Regions from separate parts of the Homo sapiens genome. Here region 2 is linked to region 1. A link is an interaction called in ENCODE POLR2A ChIA-PET data of the cell type or tissue named here. Cell type or tissue: PC-9. All regions are shown on one strand.

Region 1 (4,000 bases):
ATTTGTGATGACAATTGAACAGCCCAACCCTATGAAATGGTAATTTATGCAGCAATAAAAAATAAATAAATTCATATAATGTAGGCTTGCAGCTGAAGACAGCTGTGTTAAACATGTTTTTTAGTCTGTTACATCAAAGTAATACATACAGTGCTGTACGAAAATGTGTAGGGCGAATGTCTTTGAGGTGCCCACATATAAGCTGTGCTTTTGTACCCACTGTGTGAATATGAGGGAAGTCATTGTTCTGTACCCATCAGGAATAACACATGCAATGATGAAAATATTAAAAATGCCTTTCTTTCAGATGGTGCAGTCTTTTTACAGCTATTATCTCACTTGCCTTAAGTGCCATTTGAAAAAAAATTTCTCAGGGATATTGTTATCTAACTTCTTTGAATTACTGAAGTAGCCAAGAAATCTCTCTAGCACTGATATAAAGAAATGGAAGTACCAGCCGGGCACAGTGACTCATGCCTGTAATCCTAACACTTTGGGAGGCCAAGGCAGGCGGATCACCTGAGGTCAGGAGTTCAAGACCAGCCTGGCCAACATGGTGAAACCCTGTCTCTACTTAAAAAATAAATAAATAAATATATATATATATATATATATATATATATGTATGTATGTATGTATATATATGTATGTATATATATATATGTGTGTATATATATATATATATATATATATATATATATATATATATATATGTATATATATACACACACAAAAAGAAAAAAATTAGCCAGGTGTGGTGGCAGGTACCTGTAATCCCAGCTACTTGGGAGGTTGAGGCAAGATAATTGCTTGAACCGGGGAGGCGGAGGTTGCCATGAGCTGAGATGGTGCCACTGCACTCCAGCCTGGGTGACTGAGCAAGACTCAGTCTCAAAAAAAAAAAAAAGAAATGAGAAGTACCACATTATTTACCTAGAATCTCTGTTTCCAACTGTTCAGACCCCAATATTCCATGTAACTCTACCTGTAGCTAGCAAGAAAAGTAAAATCAGAGGATGAAAGCAAAGGAGAATGGACCATCTGATGAAATAAACTTATAATGTAGAATAACTTGCCAGAAGAAGTAACAGCACAGATTTGGTCACAAAACAGCCTAGAGGAAGGCCAAGAGAGGAAAATGTCCTATACCACAAGATATAAATCAGTTACCTAACAGATTTTTGTTGTTTTGTTTTATTGGTTAATCTCCTAACTTCTGTGATATGTTAATTAGCATGAAAAAGGATGTATATGTATGTGTGTTTGTGTGTGTGTGTGTGTTCAGCTACAAAGGTAAAAGAATATCAGGTGCTCAGGTATGAAATAATTGATCCATAGTTCTGGAAGTCCATCACAAATTGGCTTAAGCAGAATTTTTAAAAAGTGAAATTGGAATGTGATTGTTTGAGAGCCAAAACTGCATTCTTTGAGTATAATTTTACTAGTAGCCATTCATGTATTTATTATGTAGAGTGTCCTGTCAAACAAAATGAAAGGCTATATTTTGTCTTCTCCACATGTAATCTAGAGCCAAGAATGAAAACCACATAATATATTTTTAGGATTAAACCATTTATTACTGATAGATAATGACAGAGCAGAAACAGGAGGCACCAGTTAGTCTGCATTAGCTCATGAGCCTGGATAACTTTTTTGTGAACTCTAAAGATTTGTGAAATTCTATCATTTGCATTAACTTTCTGATAAATTTCTGATGTGGTCAGTGGTCCTCTAGCCCCTGGTCACTGAAACTCATTCTGCACACTGCCAAGAGGTATCTACCCTTAGAAGATCTTTGCCCAAAATTTCCCCCTTCAAGTGCTTTTTAGAAAGAATGAGCACCTTTGCCAAATCTACCAAGCCTCCTCTCTGGCCAATTACTTTGGCTACTGTGGGGGAGGGAATCCTAGCATGTAGGAAGATGTGTAGTAAGAATAGAAAGATCTATGTTTTACTCAGAATTCTGCCTGGTTGAGAAGGTAAGATAAGTATATGATAAAATCAAGGATCATATTCAGCTAATGTTTATTGAGTACATTCTTTGTTGCCAAACATCAGCCCCAAAGCACAGTATATAGATATTAACAAACACAGGATTAGGTTAATAAGGAACTTGGACAACTGGAATTCCCAGGTTAAATAAACTGAGGATATTGCTCTTAGAAGAAAAGATTTAGTGGAAATGAGATAACTCGTGTTAAAAATAAATACTTAAAGGGGTTGCCGTGAGGAAGGTATAAGGGGCAGGGTACCAGGTATATATGGTTAGAAGTTGCATATTCTGCTTATCCTTTTTTAATTTAAAACACAGACTACTAGAAATAAAGTTCAAAAGTTAATTGGAGTAAAGAGAAGATTGAACAAAAAATCATCCTAGGGGGTCAAAGGTTGTTTTAAAAGGTTGAGAAAACTGCAATTGGTTCTCTAAAATTAGTCTCAAGAAAGTGATCTAGGGCCCATCATGGTGGCTCACGCCTGTAATTCCAACACTTTGGTAGGCTGAGGTGGGCAGATTGCATGAGCCCAGGAGTTCAAGACCAGCCCGAACAACATGGCGAAACCTCATCTCTACAACAAATAGAAAAATTAGCTGGGCATGGTGGTGCACGCCTGTGGTACTGGGGAGGTTGAGGTGGGAGGATAGCTTGAGCCAAGATCATACCACTATACTTCAGCCTGGGTGACAGCAAGACCCTGTCTCAAAAAAACAAGGTGAGCTTGCCAATTCATACTTTTAAAATTAAAGTCTGATATTTCTCTTCAATCTTGTGAATTTCTTTTATAATCATGAGAAAAGCTTTTTTTTTTTTGAGATAGAGTCTCGCTCTGTTGCCCAGGCTGGAGTGCAATGGCATGATCTCGGCTCACTGCAACCTCCGTCTCCTGGGTTCAAGCAATTCTCCTGCCTCAGCCTCCTGAGTAAATGGGATTACAGGCACCTGCTACCATGCCCAGCTGGTTTTTGTATTTTTACTAGAGATGGGGTTTCCCCATGTTGGTCAGGCTGGTCTCGAACTCCTGACCTCAGGTGATCCACCCACCTCGGCCTCCCAAAGTACTGGGATTACAGGCGTGAGCCACCGCACCGGGCCTGAGAAAAGCTTTTTAAAGTTCTGTTGGATATATTCATAAAACACATTGGGGGTTAAAGTCAGTATGACCACAGAACACATTTGTACCACAATACTTTGATACTAATAGGACTTAATGAGATACAGTTTGCACGTGGACCCAAGTCAACAGCAAGAAGTTTATTCACAGATAAATTAATGTCTATAAGATATTAAAATTTATTTCACTTGTGTTTTCATTGTTATAAGAGGAAAAAAGATAGAAAATCTAAATTGTTTTTATTTTAATAAGAACCAGATATCTCAAATATGTTCAAATTATAAGATGTAAAGATAGCTTACATCAATAGAATGGTTGGTAGATGTTGCTCATGCATCAATCTGTAAATTGAATGGGATATGTCCCAGGAACAGGTGTTTTTTCATGAAGCTTGTGGCATTAGATATGCCCTCCACTCCATTGCCATAAAGACATATCATTGTAAAATAAAGAGAATAGTATGTGTGCTTCAGGGGGTTTTGCATATTTTTTAAATAAAGAAAAAGTATATCACTGGCATACATTATTTTTAACAACACAGTTTTAGACATACTAGTGACGGTTAGTTTTTCTGAAAGTTGATAGTGAAAGAAATAGACGAGAACAGGAGTTACAGGGCTTATATGAGGTTGGTAGGTATATTTTTATTTTTTTAATGGGGAGAATTAAGATACTTGTTTGTCAAAGAGAATTACCAACTGCACATGGAGAGAAGAAATTGAAGAAATTGATGAAGATTAAATGAAGTGGTGATGGGTGTGGGCCTAAGAACTCAAGTAGAAGGAGGAGAATGGTTCTTCCTCTAGTCTAGTGGCCCTAAGCGGGGGATTCTTTTGCCCCACCCCCAGGGGATGGTAGGAAGTATTATGGCATCTAGTGAGTAGAAGCC
Region 2 (4,000 bases), 150 kb after region 1:
ATGGGGAAATACTCATAATATAATATTAAAGGATAAAACATTTGTATATGATACATAATTCCAGACATGTAAAGCTATGTGGATATATACATAGTCTTATTCATATACACACAGAGACAGAACAAAAGTAAATACCAAAATTAGAATGCTGGATATCTTTTACAGTAGGACTGTCTTTTTATAGTGGAACCAAATTTTTTTGGTTTTTTTTTACTTTTCTGCATTTTCTAAAAATCTCCACAATGAATATGTACTATTTTTATATGAAGGAAAAGGGTAAAAAAAGGTTTTTAAAAATTATGATGCTATCAAATTTGTAGTATAGTATTGATAAACCAAATCTTATTTTACTCTGTCTTGTTTATTTACTCCATTAGACTTACATCTCAGCGTTATCTCACCCCCATCACGTAAGACTTTAGGGTTGTGGTTCTCGAAGATCAATCCAAACACAAATCATTATGTGAATACTTTTCGTATAGTTGGTAGTCAGTTGATAGGCTAATTCCTTAAGCCCAGTTTGTCAATAGGAAACTTTAAGGATGAAGCAATGAAGGACCTTGTCCTAAGCTATACCCAAAAACTCTGTAAGAAAAGGCTTTTTCCATTGAGAAGCTGGGTGAGAAAATTAAGCATTCTGAAGCAGGGTAGGTGAGCATTATACCTACCTTGAATAATTTACATTAACGGGATACATTATGTATTAATAGTATAATAGGTAGTTGAAGTCTCTGTGAATGCCAAAGGGTACTCTTAACAGAAGTACTGTGTTTTTTCCATTGTAACACTTCTCTTCCTTGGGGTTACACTCTATAACAAGGGTGAGTGGATAGTAGGTCTAGATGTAGCCTCATAGGCTTTTTTCTTATGAAATTTCTGTTCGGGGAAATTATGTAACTCACATACCCACATGTGGGCCACATTAACCTATTTTTTTTTAATGTTACCCTATTCCTCTGTACTTCAGCATTCCACCTCACTCTGGAAATTTTGACACATCCAGGGTATATAGCATTCTTAACAGAAGTTGGCCCAAACCAGTAGAGAATCATAAATCACAGCAGTATGACTTCATCAATCCACAATTAAGAAAACTGTGGCATAAAGTGGTTTGCTCAGGATCACAAAAATTAAAGCTAAAATTTAGGCTTTCTTCTGTCGCTGTTCTGGGAGCTGTTAACAGGTGTTCCGCAGTGAGGGGTTTGGGGATCAAATAAGTTCGAGGATGGCCTCATCTCCATTTCCTTACTTGGACAGTAGTAATCCATATTAATATATTAAAGAATCTCTGCAATAAGACAGATAATATTAATAAACCAGATGGGATATAGGGAAAACAAGTATAAATCAGGACTAGCCAAGGCAAACCAGGATATATTTTCTTCCTAGCTAAAAGATAGGATGGGGTGGAAGGAGTGGTAGAGAGTTACTGACAGATATTTGAACTCAATTAGGTTTAGGTTTTTTTGGAGGAGGGAGGCTGCCGGCCACATGTAGATGAATGTTAGTTAAATATAACATACATTATTATATGAAATTGGGCTCTACCCATAAAGCCCAATGGATTCTAATAACTTGCTTAAAGACCAGTGCCACCAGCAAGCTGCTTGTTTTGCCTTCCAAATTTGAGAGGCAATATTGCATAGTAGTTAAGAGCAGACTTTGAATCAATATTGTGTAGGTCTAAATCCTGGCTCTCTTTCTTATTAATGTTGAGCAGGTGCCTCCATTTCTACCTCTGTAAAACAGATTATAACAACAGTACCTGTCTCATAAGATTGATATGGGAATTAAATGAGTTATTTACAAAGAGCATTTAGAACAGTGCCTTGTACAAAGTAAGGATTATGTAAGAGCTGTTATCATTAGAATTGGTTTCTATTCCAAGAATGAAGAATTTATATAGCAATGCTTCCAAATGTACAAGTATTCAGGCCCAAAATGCCACCACCAACATCCATGGCTCTGTTCATTTAACTGTAAAAGTTGGGTAGAAAAGATTGAATTGAAATTGCTCATAGCTTCAAAACTGCCCCAAAATATATAAATGTTCAAACATTTAAAACAAACTAGAAAGGAAGAAGGATTGGGAGCTTTAACATTGCCTGAAGTTGAGGTCATGTCACCTAAACCCCTGATGTGGACTAATGATTCCTGAGGAGCCTTTGTGTGTGTGTGCATGTGTGTGTGTGTGTGTGTGTGTGTGTGTGTGTGTGTGTGTGTGTGTGTGTGTTTAAGAGACAGGGTCTTGCTCTGTCACCCAGGCCTGGAGTGCAGTGGCATCATCATAGCTCATTGTATCTTCGAACTCCTCAGCTCAAGTGATCCTCCTGCCTCAGCCTCCCAAGTTGCTGGGACTACAGATGCATGTACCACTGCACCTCACTTCCTGTGTGCATATTTAAAAATAAGTGAATACAACATTACTAAACTGGAGCAGTCAAATTTTTAGAAAATAACCATTAAGTTTGCTGACTTGCAGCTAGTGACAGAAATTTTGTAGCATTTAAGCATCCCATAAAAAGTTGAGGCATTTTTCTTTAGTTGTGTTTTTCAAATGATCTTTTTGTTCTTAGTACTTTGCCTTCTGTCAAATTATCAGGACCCATGAAATGACTCCAGCTCAGTGTTTTACCATCCTAGTCCAAAAGTTCTAGCTTTAAAGTTTTCTGTGGGAACAGAAAACTTTAAAAATTTTGTAAGCAAACTCTAGATCTGTTGTCTCAACTAGGAAAATAGGAGCATTATTGGAATGTACATCAGGCTATAGCTGTTGCCACTAAAAATGGCAAAATGAAAGGAGAAAAAGGATCACCCACTCTCCTTTCCAGTTCAGAATGACAAGAAAACTTCTGATAGAGAGAATCAAATCACAAGGACTTATATCCAGAAGCATTTGTTTTGTTAAATCTTTTGGAGAGAAGAAGAGATCTTAAGGAGCTTGAGAGATGGAGAAGATAGATCATGCCCAGTTTTTTGCCGTATGTTAGACAGCAAAAAAGCAAAAAGGAAGAGATGATAACTAGAAAAAAAAACAAATAAAACTGGACTGGCGCCAATAGAAAGCCCGATGAAGCACCACACGCCCACAGCTTTGAGTGGTCTTGTGTCCTGGGACCTGGACCCCAGGACTGCAGGACTTGAAGAAGCCAGGAGGCTGAGGGCCGAACTTGCCTGAGCTCCTCCAAGCAGCCCCCTCAAAGCAACCAGATGCCCTGCAGTGGGCATGTCAAGCCTGTCTTGCTCCTCCTGGACTCTCCTTCAATGAATTCCTCATTTTCATACAGGCCCTGCCCCATTTTCCTTTCCTAGTGAAAGTTGTAACTGCTTGCTACATTATCCCCTAAGACAGTCTTGTTTCTTGTTTCTGCCTTCAGAAGATCTTCACAGAGGAGGGAAAACCTGAGCTGAGGTTTAGAGGGTAGGGGTGAGATTTTGATGGAAAAGGAAAGGAGACAAGGATAAAGTGAGAACAGGCATTCTGAATAATTAGAGTAAATGAGAGATACACTTACAGGCCATATGATTATTTGATCATGTGGCCTAATTGACTATAAACCCTTCTTTTCTAGTCATAGCTTATCTGTAGTAATTATTTTGAAAAAATGTGCAGAAGCAATAAAAGATTGACCTTCCTTCACTACACAACCTCTGTGAGTATAGGTGGATTCAGAATTGAGAGCCTCTTCCTCCTTGGCTAGGCTGCTCACTGCCTTTTCCTCCCCTTCCCTTCCCTATGATCTGTGTTGCTGGCATGGCCTTACGGCCTTCACAGAGTTCAGTCTCAGGGTCCTGTTCTTTGGATATGGGAATTGTGTTCTTTCTCAGTGATGCTGGTGGGAGTCTCTTAATGGGCTGGGAACATGGTTCTTGAAGAGTAGTTCCCAGCCCTGGCCAAATAAAACATTCTGGCTCCTAGGGATTGAGTAATTTTAGCAAAACACTGTAGACTGTTGAAGTACAGCTGTGTATCCAGCATTACTTTTCAGTGTGTATAGTG

Evidence for each region. Peaks named below come from ENCODE experiments on the same cell type or tissue, not always from the same donor. Only the 100,000 strongest peaks of a DNase experiment are listed, where the experiment ranks them.
Region 2: POLR2A ChIA-PET joins it to region 1 with 8 read pairs; 2 of 35 experiments call an interaction of 5 or more read pairs at or near these places.

What each region holds. Positions count from the first base shown.
Region 1 is chr3:99,982,797-99,986,796 of GRCh38, forward strand. All of the region lies in intron 1 of CMSS1 (cms1 ribosomal small subunit homolog), which reads left to right. The region is part of intron 1 of FILIP1L (filamin A interacting protein 1 like); the gene reads right to left. The region is part of intron 1 of LOC105374010 (a long non-coding RNA gene); the gene reads left to right. Among named protein-coding and RNA genes, the nearest start is that of MIR3921, 20 kb to the left of the region's middle. In PC-9, no CTCF peak of the experiment used is centred here; a DNase peak (open chromatin) is centred at 2,065.
Region 2 is chr3:100,133,259-100,137,258 of GRCh38, forward strand. The region is part of intron 1 of CMSS1 (cms1 ribosomal small subunit homolog); the gene reads left to right. Among named protein-coding and RNA genes, the nearest start is that of FILIP1L, 21 kb to the left of the region's middle. In PC-9, no CTCF peak of the experiment used is centred here; no DNase peak of the experiment used is centred here.